2 separate regions of the Homo sapiens genome follow, and region 2 is linked to region 1. A link is a loop called in an ENCODE intact Hi-C map of the cell type or tissue named here. Cell type or tissue: gastrocnemius medialis. All regions are shown on one strand. Links, peaks and the distances in the headings refer to the core of each region. The heading gives the core; the rest is flanking DNA. Region 1 holds the start of VMO1 (vitelline membrane outer layer 1 homolog). Region 2 has its middle 12 kb from the start of SMTNL2.

Region 1 (8,261 bases), core at 262-8,261:
TCCTGGCTAACACGGTGAAACCCCTCTACTAAAAATACAAAAAAAAAATTAGCCGGGTGTAGTGGTGGGCGCCTATAGTCCCAGCTACTCGGGAGGCTGAGGCAGGAGAATGGTCTGAGACCAGGAGGCGGAGCTTGCAGTGAGCCGAGATCGGGCCGCTGCACTCCCAAGCCTGGGCAACAGAGCAAGACTCCGTCTCAAAAAAAAAAAAAAAAAAAAAAAGACTGTCTCCCCATTGAATGATCTTGGCACCCTTGTTAAAAATCATTGACCATACATGTATGGACTTACTTCTGGATTCTCAGTTTTGTTTCATTGATCTATATGTCTATCCTATGCCAGTATCATATTGTCTCTATTACTGTAGCTTTGTAGTACTTCTTTTCTTTTCTTTTCTTTTCTCCTTTTCTTTTCTTTCCTTCCTTCCTTCCTTCGTTCTTTCTTTTCTTTTCTTTCTTGACAGATCTTGCTCTGTCACCCAGGCTGGAGAACAGTGGCGTGATCTTGGCTCACTGCAACTTCCACCTCCCAGGTTCAAGCAGTTCTTTTGCCTCAGCCTCTGAAGTAGCTGCGACTACAGGCGCCTGCCACCACGCCAGGCTAATTTTTGTAATTTTAGTAGAGACGGGGTTTCACCATATTGGCCAGGCTGGTCTCAAACTCCTGACCTCGTGATCTGTCCGCCTCGGCCTCCCAAAGTGCTGGGATTACAGGCGTGAGCCACTGCGCCCGGCCCTTTAATTTCTTTTAACAGTGTTTATAATAGTTTTCAATATATAGGTCTTGCACTTCTTTGGTTAAATTTGTTCCCAAGTATTTTATTCTTTTTGATGCTGTTATAAGTGACATTGTCTTCTTAATTTCATTTTTGGATTGTTCATTGCTAGTACATAGAAATACAACTGATTTTGGTTTTGATCTTGTATTCTGCAACTTCATTGAACCATTTATTAGTTCTTTTTGTTTGTTTGTTTGTTTTGTTTTTGAGACAGTCTTACTCTGTTGCCCAGGCTGGAGTACAGTGGCGCAATCTCGGCTCACTGCAGTCTCCACCTCCCGGGCTCAAGCAGTTCTCCTGTGAGTGCCACCATGCCCAGCTAATTTTTGTATTTTTAGTAGAGATGGAGTTTCACCATGTTGGTCAGGCTGGTCTTGAACTCCTGACCTCGTGATCTGCCTGCCTCAGCCTCCCAGTGTTCGGATTACAGGCGTGAGCCACCGTGCCTGGCCATTTATTAGTTCTAAAAGTTTGTGTCTATATTCTTTAGGGTTTTTCTATATAAACCATCATATCATCTGCAAATAGAGATAATTTTATCTCTTCCTTTCCAATCTGGATGCTTTTTATTTCATTATCTTGCCCAGTTGCTCTGGCTAGTTACTTCAGCACAATGTTGAATAGATTGGCAAAAGCAGACATCTTTGTCTTGTTTCTCATTTTAGGGGAAAAGCTTAGGAGAAAGCTTAGGGAAAAGTCTTTCATCATTGAGAGTGCTGTTAGCCCTGGGTTTTTCACAGATGCCTAGGCAGGGGAAGTTCCCTTCTATTCCTAGTTTGTTGATTTTTTTTTTGTTTGTTGTTTTTTTCTTTTTTGTTTTTTGTTTTTTTGAGACAGAGTCTTGTGCTGTTGTCCAAGCTGGAGTGCAGTGGCACAATTTCGGCTCACTGCAGGCTCTGCCTCCCGGGTTCCAGTGATTCTCCTTCCAAAGTGTTGGGATTACAGGCACATGCCACCGTACCTGGCTAATTTTTGTACTTTTAGTAGAGACGGGGTTTCACCATGTTGGCCAGTCTCTACTAAAAATACAAAAATTAGCCTGGCATGGTGGTGTGCCTGTAGTCCCAGCTACTCGGGAGGCTGAGGCAGGAGAATCACTTGAACTCGGGAGGCAGAAGTTTCAGTGAGCCTAGATCGTGCCACTGCACTCCAGCCTGGGCAACAGAGCAAGAGTTGTTCTCAAAAAAAAAAAAAAAAAGGAATACAACATTGGTTCAACATATGAAAATTAATGCAATATACCATATTAATAAAGGAAAAATGGAAAATTATCTCAATAAACTCAGAAAAGCAGTTTAAAAATCCAACATTCTCTCGTAATAAAAAACAATCGTTGGCCAGGCGCGGTGGCTCACACCTATAATCCCAGCACTTTGGGAGGCGGAGGTGGGTGGATCACCTGAGGTCAGAAGTTCAAGACCAGCCTGGCCAACGTAGCAAAACCCCGTCTCTACTAAAAATACAAAAATTAGCTGGGAGTGGTGGTGGGATTACGCCTGTAATCCCAGCTACTCAGGAGGCTGAGGCAGAAGAATCACTTGAACCTGGGAGGTGGAGGTTGCAGTGAGGCGAGATTGCGCCACTGCACTCCAGCCTCAGTGACAATAGTGAAACTCCGTCTCAAAATAAGTAAATAAATAAAAAAAATAAAATACATTATAGGAGGGTGGGAGAGGGGGCACAAAAATAAAATAAAATACATTATAGGGAGGGAAAGGATGGACAGAGAAACAATGAGGAGGCTAGTGCAGTAATCTAGGATATAGTCTCCCTTCATAGTCAAAGGTACTAGGAGTGGAGAAAGTGGGCACTGCTCAGATTTTCACAGATTGGATGCTGATATGATGAAAGAGAAACAGAAGGGCTGGGGCTGGGCGCAGTGCCTCACACCTGTAATCCCTGCACTTTGGGAGGCCGAGGCGGGCGGATAACCTGAGGTCGGGAATTCAAGACCAGCCTGACCAACACGTAGACAGCCTGTCTCTACTAAAAATACAAAAAGTAGCCTGGTGTGGTGGTGCATGCCTGTAATCCCAGCTACTTGGGAGGCTGAGGCAGGAGAATTGCTTGAACCCGGGAGGTGGAGGTTGCGGTGAGCCAAGATCGCGCCATTGCACTCCAGCCTGGGTAACAAGAGAGAAACTCTGTCTCAGAAAAAAAAAAAAAAAAAAGAAAGAAAACCAAACCAAAACGAAAAAACAACCCAGAAGGGTCTGGATGACGAGGTTTTTGGTCTGAGGACCTGGAAGAATGAAGTGTCATTTGAGCCAGCAAAGACTATGAAGGGAGAATTTTCGTGGGGAGGGCGTGTTGGAGCTTAGTGTTGGACATGGTAGGTTTGCTATGCCTAGGTGACATCCAAGTGGAAATACCGAATAGGCAATCGTATATGTAGGATTCTGGAGTCCAGGAGAAAGTGGATTGAAGTTGTGATTTGGAAGTTATCAGTGTATGAAATGGCAAGATCTTTCATGTTCATTGTGGGAGTGGCCGTGGAGTCACTTGGCTGCACAGGGGTGAAGCTCAGGGACAAGTCTGGGCTGGAGACTCAGCGTGTGTTTGGCAACCGAAGCCACGGGAGTGACTACGATAGGCCGGGGGAGCGTGAGTCTCTCGGCTGCCGAGAACAGAGATGACACATCTTCTCACCTTCGTTTTTTATTTCCCTTAAGCGCCTGTCGTCATCACACAAAACGCCCTACGTCGACGCTGCCAAATATTGCTTTTTTATTCCTCACAGCTCCTCCCGTCTTTCCGAGACTGCGGACAGAGGGAGCTCAACGCCATTCCCTGCCGGGGGCGGCCCTCGCCGCGGCGACGTCACGGAAGAGGCGGGATACGGAGGCGGCCGCGGCGCGGGCTGCAGGACTGACCCCGGGCTGCGCGGCCCCACCCCGGGCGGTCCGCTCCGTTCCCGCCGGTCCCCGCAGCCGCCGTCTTAGGCCAGCTGGAGCAGGCCGCGCTCGGCCAGCAGGCTCTGGGTGCGGTTGTAGACATCCTCCAAGGTGCCGGCGGCCCGGACCAGCGCGGCCCGCGCCTCCGCCTCGGTGGCTCCGGGACACGCCAGCTCCAGCAGGCGGCGGCGACCCGGGAAGGCGAGGAAGGCGAGGCGGGCGGTCTGTCGGACCAGCCAGGGGTGATGCGGACCCAGGGCCGCACGGTAGGCGTCGCTGCACTGCACGCCCGCGTCCGGGCCTCCCAGCGCGCCGGTCGCCACCCGGTGGAGGCAGAGCTGGGACCAGCGCAGCGCGCGGTGCAGCAGGAGCAGCGTGCGAGAGCCCGAGCTCCGGGTCGGGTCCCGGGGGGCCGCCCCCGGCTGCTCCAGCAGTCCCGCCCTCCGCTCCCACGCCGCCATGGCCACCAGCGACCAGTAGTGCTCCGCGTCCGGGCCGTGCACCCGAGCCTCCAGGTCTGTCACCTTGGTGAAGGCCTCCCTAGTGGCGAAGGCGAAGACGGAGCCGAGGGGAGTCAGGAACCTGCGGGCGAGACGATTTGAGAGAATGGAGATGGAGCCGCCAAGGAGGCGGGGACCGGCTGGGGGGCGGGAGGCCACTCACTCGACGAGTGCCCTCCATCCCGCCAGGTACGGCGACAGCCCCACATCCCCTTCGGGTTTCAGACTGGCGTGGAACCGCCTCATCATGCGGCCCAGCATCCCCCGAGGGCCCAGACACGGAGGCTGTTTCCTCTCCGGGGCCTCCAGGGTTCCCGACTCCTGCCGGACCTGGTGGGGAGACACGATGGGAAGAGGTGGGAGCAGATTCTGCCCTGAAGAAATTGTTCCGAAGGTTTAGCTGGCGGCTCTTCTGCTGTGCGCTCAGCTTCCGACGGGAGAGGGTAGACCGGGGGAGGACCCGCCCTTTGCCGGACCCTCAGCCTGGCTCCACGTCCCCCTGTTCTGGTCCCTCCTGGAGCGCCCGCGCCCAATCCTGCGCCTAGCGTACCTGGAAGGGCGCCGTTTCCCCTGGAACGCAGGGCTGCGCCCTGGGTCCGCAGCCCGAGCGGGCGCCTGGGTAGAGGAGAAGCGGAGCGGTGAGGGCTCGAGAAAGAGGCTTGAGTCGTGAGGGCCTGGATTCCGGGCTTCCTCCCGGAGCAAGTGAGGGAAGGGGCAGCTCACCTAGGCTCCGAACACTGAGATAAAGCAGCAGCAGCGCGAAGATAGCGAGAGGAATTGAGTGGCTGAACCAGTGCCGCAGGGCTGGGGGCCGCGCCGCCACTCCCATGCCTGCTGCTGGGACCGCCGCCCCCTCACCAGCGCCTAGCCAGTCCGTGTCCCTCCGCCTCCAGGAGGGGACAGAAGCCCGTGGTGCCCTGAGGCGCAAAGGATTAATAATTAACCTACTAAGGCCCCTTCCCCTGTGCCCTTCGCCCCAAAGGGCAGCTACCCTGGGTGCGAGGAACTGGGTGAAGGGAATTTGGGGGATTCGACAGCAGTGACAGATCAGTGCATTTCCCTTCCCTGTAGGGCCAGCTGTAGCAAGAGGCACTCTGAGTATTGGGAAGAGAGGCAGGGCCCAGAACAGCTCCCCTACTGAGCAGTGGTGTGGGCCCTAAATTCACTCTGGGCTTGAGTTCCCTCCACTGTAAATTGAGGATAATAATAGGTACTTTGCAAGCCTCATGTGAGGATTAAATGATAACGTATGTGAAAACACTAAATGGAAAAGCTGACCACAATTGCCCTATAAATCTTATTAAGTTCAAGCATTGTCCGGCTCTGGGATCCAGGGAACACCCACTTCTCTCTCGCTCTCTTTTTTTTTTTGTTTGTTTTTTGTTTTTTTGTTTTTTGAGACAAAGTCTCGCTCTGTCGCCCAGGCTGGAAAGTGCCGGCTAATTTTTACATTTTTAGTAGAGACAGGGTTTCACCATACTGGACAGGCTGGTCTCGAACTCCTGACCTTGTGATCCGCCCAACTTGGCCTCCCAAAGTGCTGGGATTACAGGCGTAAACCACCGCGCCCAGCCGGGAACACCCACTTCTAAATTCTCTATCTTATTCCCAGGGGACTTTGTCTTGACCTGGATACATGACCTCTTGCAATCATATACGTACGTCAGGCTTTATCCTTTTGCATTTTTGTGGTTTAATTTTCAAAACTCCAGATTGGCTCTTCAATCATTCATTGCACCAACTTTTATTAAGTACTTCCGCACGTACTAGGCTTCAAGAATACAAAAGTGCCTTCACAGAGCTCAAGGTCCACTGGGGGAGAATTTATCCTCTGTCTCCCCCACTGGAATGTGACCTCTGATGACAGGGGCCTTGTTATTCTTGCTTACAGCAAGTGGAATATTGCTTAAGCCAAAACATATTATTGCTAAATAGGTATTGAATAAACAAAGGAGTGTGTATGAGGGGCAGGTAAATCTGGGGTTGTGGCCCCTAACAAATTTAGCCAGGCATTTTTAGGCCAGGCACGGTGGCTCACGCCTGTAATCCCAGCACTTTGGGAGGCCGAGGTGGGCGGATCACCTGAGGTCAGCCTGGCTAACATGGCAACACCCCGTCTCTACTAAAAATATACAAATTAGCCGGGCGTGGTGGCGAACGCCTATAATCCCAGCTACTCGGGAGGTTAAGGGAAGAGAATCGCTTGAACCCGGGAGGCAGAGGTTGCAGTGAGCCGAGATGGCGTCACTGCACTCCAACCTGGGCAACAGAGTGAGACTTCGTCTCAAAACAAACAAACAAACAAACAAACAAAAAACATACTTAGCCAGATTTTCTCGCTTTTTGTTTTGCAAATTAGGAGTCCATCTGGTGGTCACAGGGGGAAAGGCATTCCAGGAAAGGATATAAGGATACAGAAAGCAATGGAAGAAACAGCATGATCTTTTCTTAGGGGTTCTTAGTCTCCTGTCCCCAAACTTCTTAGAGTTATTCCTGTTGGACCGGGCGCGGTGGCTCATGCCTGTAATCCCAGCACTTTGGGAGGCCGAGGCAGGCGGATCACAAGGTCAAGAGATAGAGACCATCCTGGCCAACACGGTGAAACCCGGTCTCTACTAAAAATACAAAAATTAGCGGGGCGGCGTCTTGGCGCGCGCCTGTAGTCCCAGCTACTCGGGAGGCTGAGGCAGGAGAATCGCTTGAACCCAGGAGGTGGAGGTAGCAGTGAGCCGAGATCGCGCCACTGCGATGCCGCCACTGGGCGACAGAGTGAGACTTCGACTCAAAAAATAAAAATAAAAAAGAATTATTTCTGTTTGTATATGTCTTCTTCTAAGGTAGGGAGGAGTGTCCCGGATTCTCAAGGTGTTAGGGCCCTGAGCTCTCAGAAGACCTCTCAGAGGAGGAAGAGACTTCTGAGCTGACAGGAGTTTTCTCAGCTTCTCCAGTTCGAGGATTCTTGTCCTATCCTCACTCTGATGTCCCCTCACATCCTGGAGGTCTCTGGGTTGCTCTTGCCCCATCCCGTCACTGGTGGGACTCCCGGGAGGTCACTTCCATCCCTAGCCCTGGTCTCTGCTCTGTCTCCACTCTCACTGCTGGAATGTTTCCCAGCTTGCTTGGCTGTAAACCTAAGGCAAGTTGCTTGCCATTTTTGAGCCAGTTCCCTCATCTACAAAATAGGAAGGATAATTCTCACCCCCCAAAAATTGTTGTGAGGGTTAAACAAAATACTGCAAAGCGCTAACCATAATTCGTAGCCTATAGTAAATATTCAGTAGGTGATGGTTATTTTAATTCGCCCTCTCTCACTGCCCCTCCTACCCTAGCTCTGGGAGCCTCTGCCTCCGGGAGCAGGAAATAGGGTTCCGGGAGTGGATTAGTTTTGGGTTTCACTTAATCTGGGAGGCCCTTCCGCAATCGGAGCCCTCACAGAGGCCAAACTGATATAAATCTGCTTAGGAGGCCTGATTCACAGACGCTACAGGATGGAGCGGGGCGCAGGAGCCAAGCTGCTGCCGCTGCTGCTGCTTCTGCGGGCGACTGGTTTCACATGTGCACAGACAGATGGCCGGAACGGCTACACGGCGGTCATCGAAGTGACCAGCGGGGGTCCCTGGGGCGACTGGGCCTGGCCTGAGATGTGTCCCGATGGATTCTTCGCCAGCGGGTTCTCGCTCAAGGTTGGGGCTCAGGCGTAGGTCCTGGAGAGGGCGGAGATGCGTGGGACCATAGAGCCAAGGATGATAATTCCGTGACTCGCCCTTGCCCCTCTCCTCGATACCCAGGTGGAGCCTCCCCAAGGCATTCCTGGCGACGACACTGCACTGAATGGGATCAGGCTGCACTGCGCGCGCGGGAACGTCCTAGGCAATACGCACGTGGTAGAGTCCCAGTCTGGAAGGTGGGGCGCAGGGGTCGAGGATCCCTTGGGGTGATGGTATGTCCCTTACCCTCTATTACATACTCCGTCGCAACAGGCAGGCTGGCTCCGCCAGAGCTACGGGGCAGTATAGACCGGGGAGGCGAAGGGTGGATGGAAGACCCCTCCTCCGCTCCTCGGCGGAGGTCGGGGAGCACCCAGCCCAC
Region 2 (8,395 bases), core at 182-8,181, 220 kb after region 1:
CACCCCCTCCACAGCTTCCCACCAAAAGACCTGGTGCCTTCAGCCTGGCCTGGGCCTGCCTCCCTTCCCCCTTCTCAGAGACGGGGCCGGGGGAGGGGTTATTCATAGGCCCCGGCTCAGCAGCCTTCAGGACAAGAGGAGCCCGAGCTCCGGGGCTCTGCCCCCTGGGCCTTCCCCAGGGGCCTCACAGGCAGTGTCTGCTTTCAGCCCAGCAAAAGGCTGCGTCAGTCAGAGTGGGCAGTGGGGGTGGGGAGGCCAGGCCAAGGCAGGGGCTGGGCTGAGCCCTGGGCCTGGAGCCCACTGGAGCCGCTGCAGCCCATAGATCAGCGGGGCTTCCTCAAAAGTACCGTGGAGACTAACTGGGGCTGGGGCTGGCGGGGGAGGTCTCGGAGGCACCAGCCCCTCCTCGGCAAGGCCCGGAGGTGCCATCAAGCTGCCGCTTCCCCTATAGCCCCCAGCTGTGTCTTGATTTGACAACCTGTCCCAGCTAGGACCCCTACCCCTGACTCATGGGTCCCCTCGCCAACAGGGGAACGCCTGAGGGGGCCATTCAAGGCCCTTCCTAACCAGCCCCCCACCCACCTCTCCAACCCCCCTTTCTCAGCCGCTGCCGCCCACAAACACACAAACACAAAACTCTTTCGTGCTTCTGTGATTGTGCCTGGCCTTCTACTTCTCAAACGGACACATCCCTGCTCATCCTCCAGATCGGGGTCCAGCTTAACCACCCCCTTCTCCGGGAAGCCCTCCCTGATAAAGCCTGTCCTTACCTCCTTACCTCCACTAACCCTGCACGGTGCCCACTAGGACACATCCCTCCTCGCACTCCCCATCTTCCTCCTCCAAAGCAGGGCTTGTGTTTCTCAAGCAGTGGTCTCTGTTTAGGGTGTGTCTGTGTGGGCCACCTGCCCCCCTATCAGGTGAGGGGCTCTCTAAAGGGCAGGACCCTGTCTCCTTGTCCCTCTGTCCCCATCACTCACCCCCACTCCATCAGCCAATACTTGATGAATGAGTGAATTGCTGAATAAACAATGGATGATGAAGAGGAGAAGGGAGGGAAGGGAAGCAGGAAAGACCCCCTCTGTGTCTCCTGAGCCCAGGGTAACCGCTTGGTGTCCCAGTGGGCGGGAAAGTGGCAGGGGCAGCTCAGGCCAGGTCTCGGTGACACGGCTCGGCCCTGTGCAGCAGCCAGATCGGTCACCCTCATTCTTTCCAGATCAAAGTTCCCCCGGGGAACAGCCTGGAACCTGACACTGGCACCGGGAGGGTGGAGCCAACTGGCCCATGCAGGAGGAGGGCACCACGAGGCCGGGCGCCTATCCCCAGATCCAGGGACACCAGGCCAGCAGCCAGGAGGGACTAGATACAATATGCACGCTTACTCCAGCCCCAGCCCAGCCCCACCTGATACCGGGCCGCACGGGTGGTGGGAGGAACCCCTGGCTCCAGGCCTTTTTGACTCGGACTCCCCAGAGCTCTAACCCCCCATGGCCGGGGACTCGTTCCTTGCACGGCCACCTCCTGTACCAGCTTTGACTCACCCCAGCTCCCTCTCCCGACAGGCTCACTTTCAGATGCCCTCCAGGTACTTCCCTCCACCTCCCAGTCTCTGTTTCTCTGTCTTTGCTCCTCTCCATCTTGGCTCTCTGTATTTTTTTTGTTTTTTTTTTTGGAGACAAGGGTCCCGCTCTGTCACCCGGGCTGGAGTGCAGTGGCACAATCTCTGCTCACTGCAACCTCCGCCTCCCGGGTTCAAGCAATTCTCCTGAATCAGCCTCCTGAGTAGCTGGGACAACAAGTGCCCACCATCACTCCTGGCTAATTTTTATTTTCTTCTTTCTTTTTCTTTTTTTTTTTTTGTATTTTTAGTAGAGACGGGTTTCGCCATGTTGGCCAGGCTGGTCTCGAACTTCCGAGCTCAAGTGATCCACCCCCCTCGGCCTCCCAAAGTGCTGGGATTACAGGCATGAGCCACCAGCCCGTATTTCTGTATTCCTCTGTATTCTTTGTTCTCTCCTGGGTCCTGTATCCCGTATTCTCTCTATCTTGCTGTGTCTCTAGACATAAAGAACCGCAGTGAGGTGGCATGGTAGCCCTCTCCTCTAAGGAGGTAGCTGTCTTCACATATCTCCCTCCTCGCCAGGCCCTGGTCCCTACAGCCTGCAGGGAACAGATTGGTCCTGATGGTGGGCTGGGGATGGGAGAGAGTGGGAGAGAGACCCCATTGACCCTGCTGCAGCCAGGCCTCCTTGGCAGTCTCGGACTCTTGCGTCTGAATCTAGTGAGTAGGCAGGGGGAAGTGGGCAGAGCATGTCTGGGTCAGAGGGCTGGTGTCCCCAAGCCAGGCCCTGAGTCTGCCACTCTCCTGTCCTTCCCCCTTCCACTCTTGGCTGTGGACAAGCACGCCACTGTCAGAGGTAGCGTGGACTTCATGTCCCCCACCCTTGTATGCAAGCTAAGGCACGAGGGCACACAGGTGCACACACAGCAGAGAGATCCGCGGGACTCTGGATCCCAGTCATGGCTCACCACTCCTTGGGCCTCAGTTTCCTTATCTGTAAAATGGGGATCATAATAACAGTATCTGCATCCTAGGATTGTTATGAGGATTAAATTGGCTTATGTCTGTAAGTCCCTTACGAAGGCCCTTATGTCTGCTACATAGTGATCACACACACACACACACACACACACACACAAGAAAATGAATGAATATGCATATATGTTTAAAATTGACTCTTAATAAAAACTAGAGGTTGCTTTCACCTTTGTCCTGTTGCCCCAGGCTGAGCTGGACCTTGGTCACCAACAGGTCCAAACAGGCTTGATGTGAGTTGTTTTAATGCAAGTTGAAGAATAACACACAGCTCCGGGGTATGTGCATTTCTGCGGATCTGCTTGTGGAACAAAATTTAGTTCGTAACAGCAGCGGTATCACACACGTAGATAAGTTACAATGTTTCTGATTGAGATAGTTCAAACCATCTCCTTCTGCTTCAAACATATAGACATGAGATCTTTTAAAAAGTAATAATGACACAAACATGATCAATAACAAAAGACAGACAGTTTTGTAGACCAAAAATGGAGATTTCTCCTTAAGAGAAAGGAGACAGGAGCAGGCAGGGGAGACAGGAGCTGGTGCTGGCAGTCTCTGGGGGCGGGGAAGACAGCAGAGCTGAAGTTGGAGGGGATGGGCCACGGTGTAGATGCCGAGCAGGACTGGGGCCTGAGCCTGGCTGGCACTGGGACCCACGCTGCCAGTTAGTGAGCATGAGCCAGAGTGCCTACGCCTCCTCTCCAAGGTCATGGCAAAGACCACGCCACGTGCCTGTGGCTCAGCAGAGCCACCAAGCTCACAGGGACTTTCCCAGAAATGCATCACTCACATGAGGTGGAGCCCCATAGTAGACACTTCTGAGGAAACCTCTGTCTGGAGCCCAGCCCAATATGAACCAAGCTGAGGCCACCAACAGATGGCCTTGGTTTTTACAGACTCTCCAGACAACCTCACAACCAGGAGGCTGAGGCAGGAGAATCGCTTGAACCCAGGAGGCGGAGGTTGCAGTGAGCCGGGATGGCGCCAATGCATTCCAGCCTGAGTGACAAGAGTGAGACTCTGTCTAAAAAGAACAATAACAACAATAACAACACCTCAGTAACAAAATCACCTGATTTTTTAATGGGCAAGAGATTTCAACAGACACTTCAGCAAAGAAGATATATGAGTGGCAATAAGTGAATAAAATGATGTCCAATATCATTAGACATTAGGGAAATGGAAACTAAAACGATAATGAGATGCCACTACACACACACACATACACACACACACACACACACACACACACATATACACACACACACATAAACATACACACACACACACATATACACACACACATACACACACACACGCACAACCTTAAAAACTGACAATACTTAAGTGTTGCCAAGAATATAGAGCAACTGAACGTTCATCCAACGCTGGTGGGAAAGCAAAATGGCAGAGTTATTTTGGAAAATAATTTGGTGGTTTCTTGCTGAGTTAACCATATACTTACCATATGACCTGGCAATCTCACTCAGATATTTATCCAAGAAGAATGAAAACATACCTCCCCACAAAGCCTTGTACACAAATGCTTATAATGCCTATATTCATTATAGTAAACAATTGGAAACCATCCAGTCTACATCCATGGGTGAATCGATACATTGTGGTACATAGATACAATAAACACTACTTAGCAATGAAAAGAAAAAACGGATGCACGCAATGACATGGATGCTTCTCAAAGTCTTCATGCTAAGTGAAAGAAGCCAGATATGAACAAGTACATCTGGTATGATTCCATTTACAATATATAAGTCCTCAAAACATGATTTCTTAGGTAAACAGCAACATATAGGGATCAAAATCAGATGAGTGGTTGTCAAGGAGCAGAGGTGAGGGGTGGAGCAAAGGGGTACTAGGAAAATGCTTGGTTGTTGGAAATGGTCTTTGTCTTTTTTTAAAGTGTTAGAAATAATGTTTTATTGTCACCCAGATGGTATTTGAGTTTATAGTCTTCATGCTTTATATTTTTTTGTAAATTAAAAAAATTACAAGTTTTAAATAGCCAATGGCTGGTTATGTTTTCAGAAAACACGATTAGACTAATTCATGAATGGTGGCTTCAAGCTTTTCCTTATGGGCTCCAGAAAATTCACCCACCTTTTGTCCCTTCTTAAAACACTGGAATGTTGGCATGCATTCGGCTTCACACTCTGAAGCAACATCCTGACAGTCATCCACATCTACTTCAAGGAATACCACGCTGGAATACTTTCCAGAGAGGGGATAAAGAAAGGCTTGATCATTTTGCAAGGCCCACACCACGTGGCCGAGAAGTCAACTATTACAAGTTTATCGCCTGTGGCATCCAAGGCTTCCTAAAAAGCAAGTTTGCTCTCGATCTCCTTCACCATCTTGGCTGCTGAGGTCTGAGGAGCGGCTTTTTTTTTTTTAATAGGGAACTGACCGTATTCATTTGTAGCCTGTTACCCCATAATTCTTTAGGATGTTCAAAGCTGGAGTGACCATATGCCCGTCCCTGTTCCTCTTGACACTCAGTGAGAGGCAGCCATCTGAGTAAGTGGAAGTGTGATATTCGCTCCGGGCATTATGTCATGAGCCTTAAATCCAGAATACACTGGATTGAGTCTTTCAGCCCAATAGTTTGCCGCCGTTGCCAGATTTGGGAGCATCCGAGGAGAGACCTCAAATCATAATGGGGTGGTGCAGGGCTCCCCCATACTCAAAAAACTTTCCGTGTGTTTTCCAGGCAAGTGTCTTTCTCCTCGAATACAACAATCTTGGTTACAACTGACAGTAGTGCAATAGATCGGTCAGTACACTGATCCAGGAACATCTTGATGGTATAGCATGTTGTCATTCGCACTCTACCAGCCACTAGTCTAACCTGGTCGAGTAGCTTTTTCCAGGGACTCAAATTCTCCATTATCAAAGCACAGACAAGTGGTCCGACCCACGGTCTCGAATTAAACCAGTTAGTCACCAGCCCTGCGTTGTCATTGAGTGACAGGTTGGCACCATCCCTGTGTGTTGGTCGTTGGAGAGACACCATCAGGGTCTTGAATCATTTTTGAGCCTAGAGACTATTAGCATGCATTTTGTCCCTCGACCCTGCTACTATGTTGCCCACCGGGTCACAACAGTGCTGAGGTACAGATGATATCTCGAAGGATGTGAATTCCAGGTCCTTCCCGTTGAGGATTTCGCCATACAGTGTTTTGATTTTGTTCTTTCCACTACTGGAATCATAAGATACAACTCCCTGGAGAGTCCTACAGATAAGAGATTCTCACGTTAACACCTCAGACAAAAAGCAGAGAAACACCTAACTTGCTGTGATGGGATGAGGTGTGATCAATGGGTTGGATCGAGCATCAATTTGGGTGCTCTAAATTTTCCACTTCCCCAGTGCCAGGATGTGGTTCATCTACATAGGTTGGGTACTGCCCAAATTTCCCACTTAGCTCAAAGGACTTCCGCCCAGGAAATGGTCATGCAGAGGGAGGCTTGGAACTATCCACGGGGTCCTCCATGGTGAACTATAGTGTTGGCTGCGGGAGCAATCGGTTCCTTTGTTGTCTTAATTGTGGTGTCAGTTGCTGGCAATATACACAAAAATTGGTGACTTTTACTTTATGTAAATTATACCTCAGCTGGGCGCGGTGGCTCATGCCTGTAATCCCAGCACTTTGGGAGGCTGAGGTGGGTGGATCACGAGGTCAGGAGCTCGAGACCAGCCTGGCCAATATGGTGAAACCCTGTCTCTACTAAAAATACAAAAATTAGCTGGGCTTGGCGGTGGGCGCCTGTAGTCCCAGCTACTTGTGAGGCTGAGGCAGGAGAATTGCTTGAACCCGGGAGGCGAAGGTTGCAGTGAGCCGAGATTGTGCCACTGCACTCCAGACTGGGTGACAGAGCAAGACCCCGTCTCAAAAAAAAAAAAAAATATATATATATATATATATATAAATACCTCAATAAATCGGATTTTTAAAATCCAAGTCCTGGAGCAGTGGCTATGCCTATAATCCCAGCATTTTGGGAGGCCGAAGTGGGAAGATTGCTCAAGCCTAGGAGTTCAAAACCAGCCTGGTGAACATGACAAGACCCCATCTCTACAAAAAAAAGTTTTTAAATTCAGTGCATGAGAGATGTGCTGGCTGATAGTGGTTTTGATCACATCTTGAAGAGAGTTGGCTGCACTGGAAACTGGTACCCCTAAAATCTCTTGTAGGAAAAGGATGTGTGATTGTTTCCTATGGACCAGATGTGAGCTATGAGGGAGGGAGAACCAGCATCAGGCCACATTAAAACCTGCCCAACCTTGAGCAAGAGTTATTTAAAAAAACAAAACAAAACAAAAAAAGAATAAAACCTGCCCAGGAACACCACCTGGAGAGAAAGATGCGGCCCCAGCAGCAAGAAACTGATGCCTGAGCTGCTTGTGAGCCAAGAAGAGTTCAGCTATACCCGGGGAATTGGAGGTGAGACCCCAATAATGGGGTCGGCTGGAGGTCTTGGAAGGACTTTAAAAAGTGTCCCAATAGATAAAAAGTCAGCTGTATACAAAGCCCAGGAAGCTTCTGTACCAGCTCGTACAATACAAAATCAGATCTTTCCTGCCCCTTTTTACCTCTTCCCCCGCCATGTCAACCCTGGGGGTACAAAAGCAGCCAAGTGAGTGAGGAGGAGAATCCCAGGGTGTAGGAGCAGGTGGGGGTTGGAGGGTACATTGAGAAGTTAATTAGAGTCTCTCCCTCTTCACCATACCCTTTCATACACACACACACACATACACACACACACACACAGCCTTTTCCTGTTGCATGCTACTTGCCCAAAACAGACTGAGAAGGTGCAAGGGAGAAGTTTTTAACTTTAAATGGACTTTTACATTTGGGGGAGGGGCTGTGGGGTGTTTTGGGTTTTTTTGGCTTATACTTTTTTTTTGCATTTTTTCATCATGATACAATATACATAACACACAATTTACCATTTTAACCAATTTACAATCATTTCAGTGGCCCCAAATATGCTCATGCTGTTGCGCAGCCATCCACAGAAGCTACTCATCCCAGACGGAACCCCACACACATTAAACAACAAGTCCCAGCCCACCTCCCCCAGCCCCTGGCAACCACTGCTCTACCCTCCAGCTCCATGAATGGGACCACGCTTATTTTTTAATTGCAATTATTGAAATGAACCTTTTTTTTTTTTTTTTTGAGGCAGGTTCTCACTCAATCTCGCAGGCCGGAGTGCAGTGGTGCGATCTCAGCTCACTACGACCTCTGCCTCCCAGGTTCAAGTGATTCTCCTGCCTCAGCCTCCCGAGTAGCTGGGATTACAGGCACCCACCACCCTGCCTGGCTAATTTTGTACTTTTAGTAGAGACGGCGTTTCACCATGTTGGCCAGGCTGGTCTCAAACTCCTGACCTCAGGCGATCCACCCGCCTCAGCCTCCCAAAGTGCTGGGATTACAGGTGTGAGCAGCCACTGCGCCTGGTTGAAATGAAACTTTTATAACTTGAAGTGACCCAAAAACTTTTTACCAAAAGAGAGTGTCCCAAAAAGACATGGGCCTGCCCTATATTCCATTCAAAAGAATGGTGATGGGCCATCCCCACAAAACACATTTGAATGGAGATTAGGAGATTAAAATAAAGGCAGACTGTGAGTCCTATTTGTTCAACCTCACAGCTACACAAAGGAGCTTTATTTTGCCCATGTGACAAGAAACGTAAAGATCTAGAGTCCAGGGCTGACACCGCTGGTTGAGATGTCAGTAAGGCCCAGCCTCCGTTTACTGCCTGCCG

What was found. Hi-C counts contacts between places; a loop is a spot of excess contacts. Peaks named below come from ENCODE experiments on the same cell type or tissue, not always from the same donor. Only the 100,000 strongest peaks of a DNase experiment are listed, where the experiment ranks them.
Region 2: it touches region 1 in a loop (2.6-fold over the local background); 5 of 110 quality-filtered maps call a loop at or near these places.

The regions. Positions count from the first base shown.
Region 1 is chr17:4,785,752-4,794,012 of GRCh38, reverse strand. It overlaps VMO1 (vitelline membrane outer layer 1 homolog), which reads left to right and starts at 7,649. Exons shown (of 3, transcript NM_182566.3): 1 at 7,649-7,855; 2 at 7,961-8,076. The coding sequence starts at 7,661. GLTPD2 (glycolipid transfer protein domain containing 2) reads right to left here and starts at 5,049. Exons shown (of 4, transcript NM_001014985.3): 1 at 4,896-5,049; 2 at 4,723-4,787; 3 at 4,336-4,502; 4 at 3,424-4,254. The coding sequence starts at 5,001. The coding sequence ends at 3,717. RefSeq lists an enhancer at 3,283-3,362 and a silencer at 3,593-4,242. In gastrocnemius medialis, for the core only: CTCF peaks have their summits at 3,930 and 6,546 (motif pointing left); DNase peaks (open chromatin) are centred at 3,392 and 3,932; H3K4me3 peaks cover 2,543 bases; H3K27ac peaks cover 1,656 bases; H3K27me3 peaks cover 317 bases.
Region 2 is chr17:4,568,782-4,577,176 of GRCh38, reverse strand. It overlaps the pseudogene TXNP4. Among named protein-coding and RNA genes, the nearest start is that of SMTNL2, 12 kb to the left of the region's middle. In gastrocnemius medialis, for the core only: no CTCF peak of the experiment used is centred there; DNase peaks (open chromatin) are centred at 1,296 and 3,366; H3K27ac peaks cover 4,248 bases.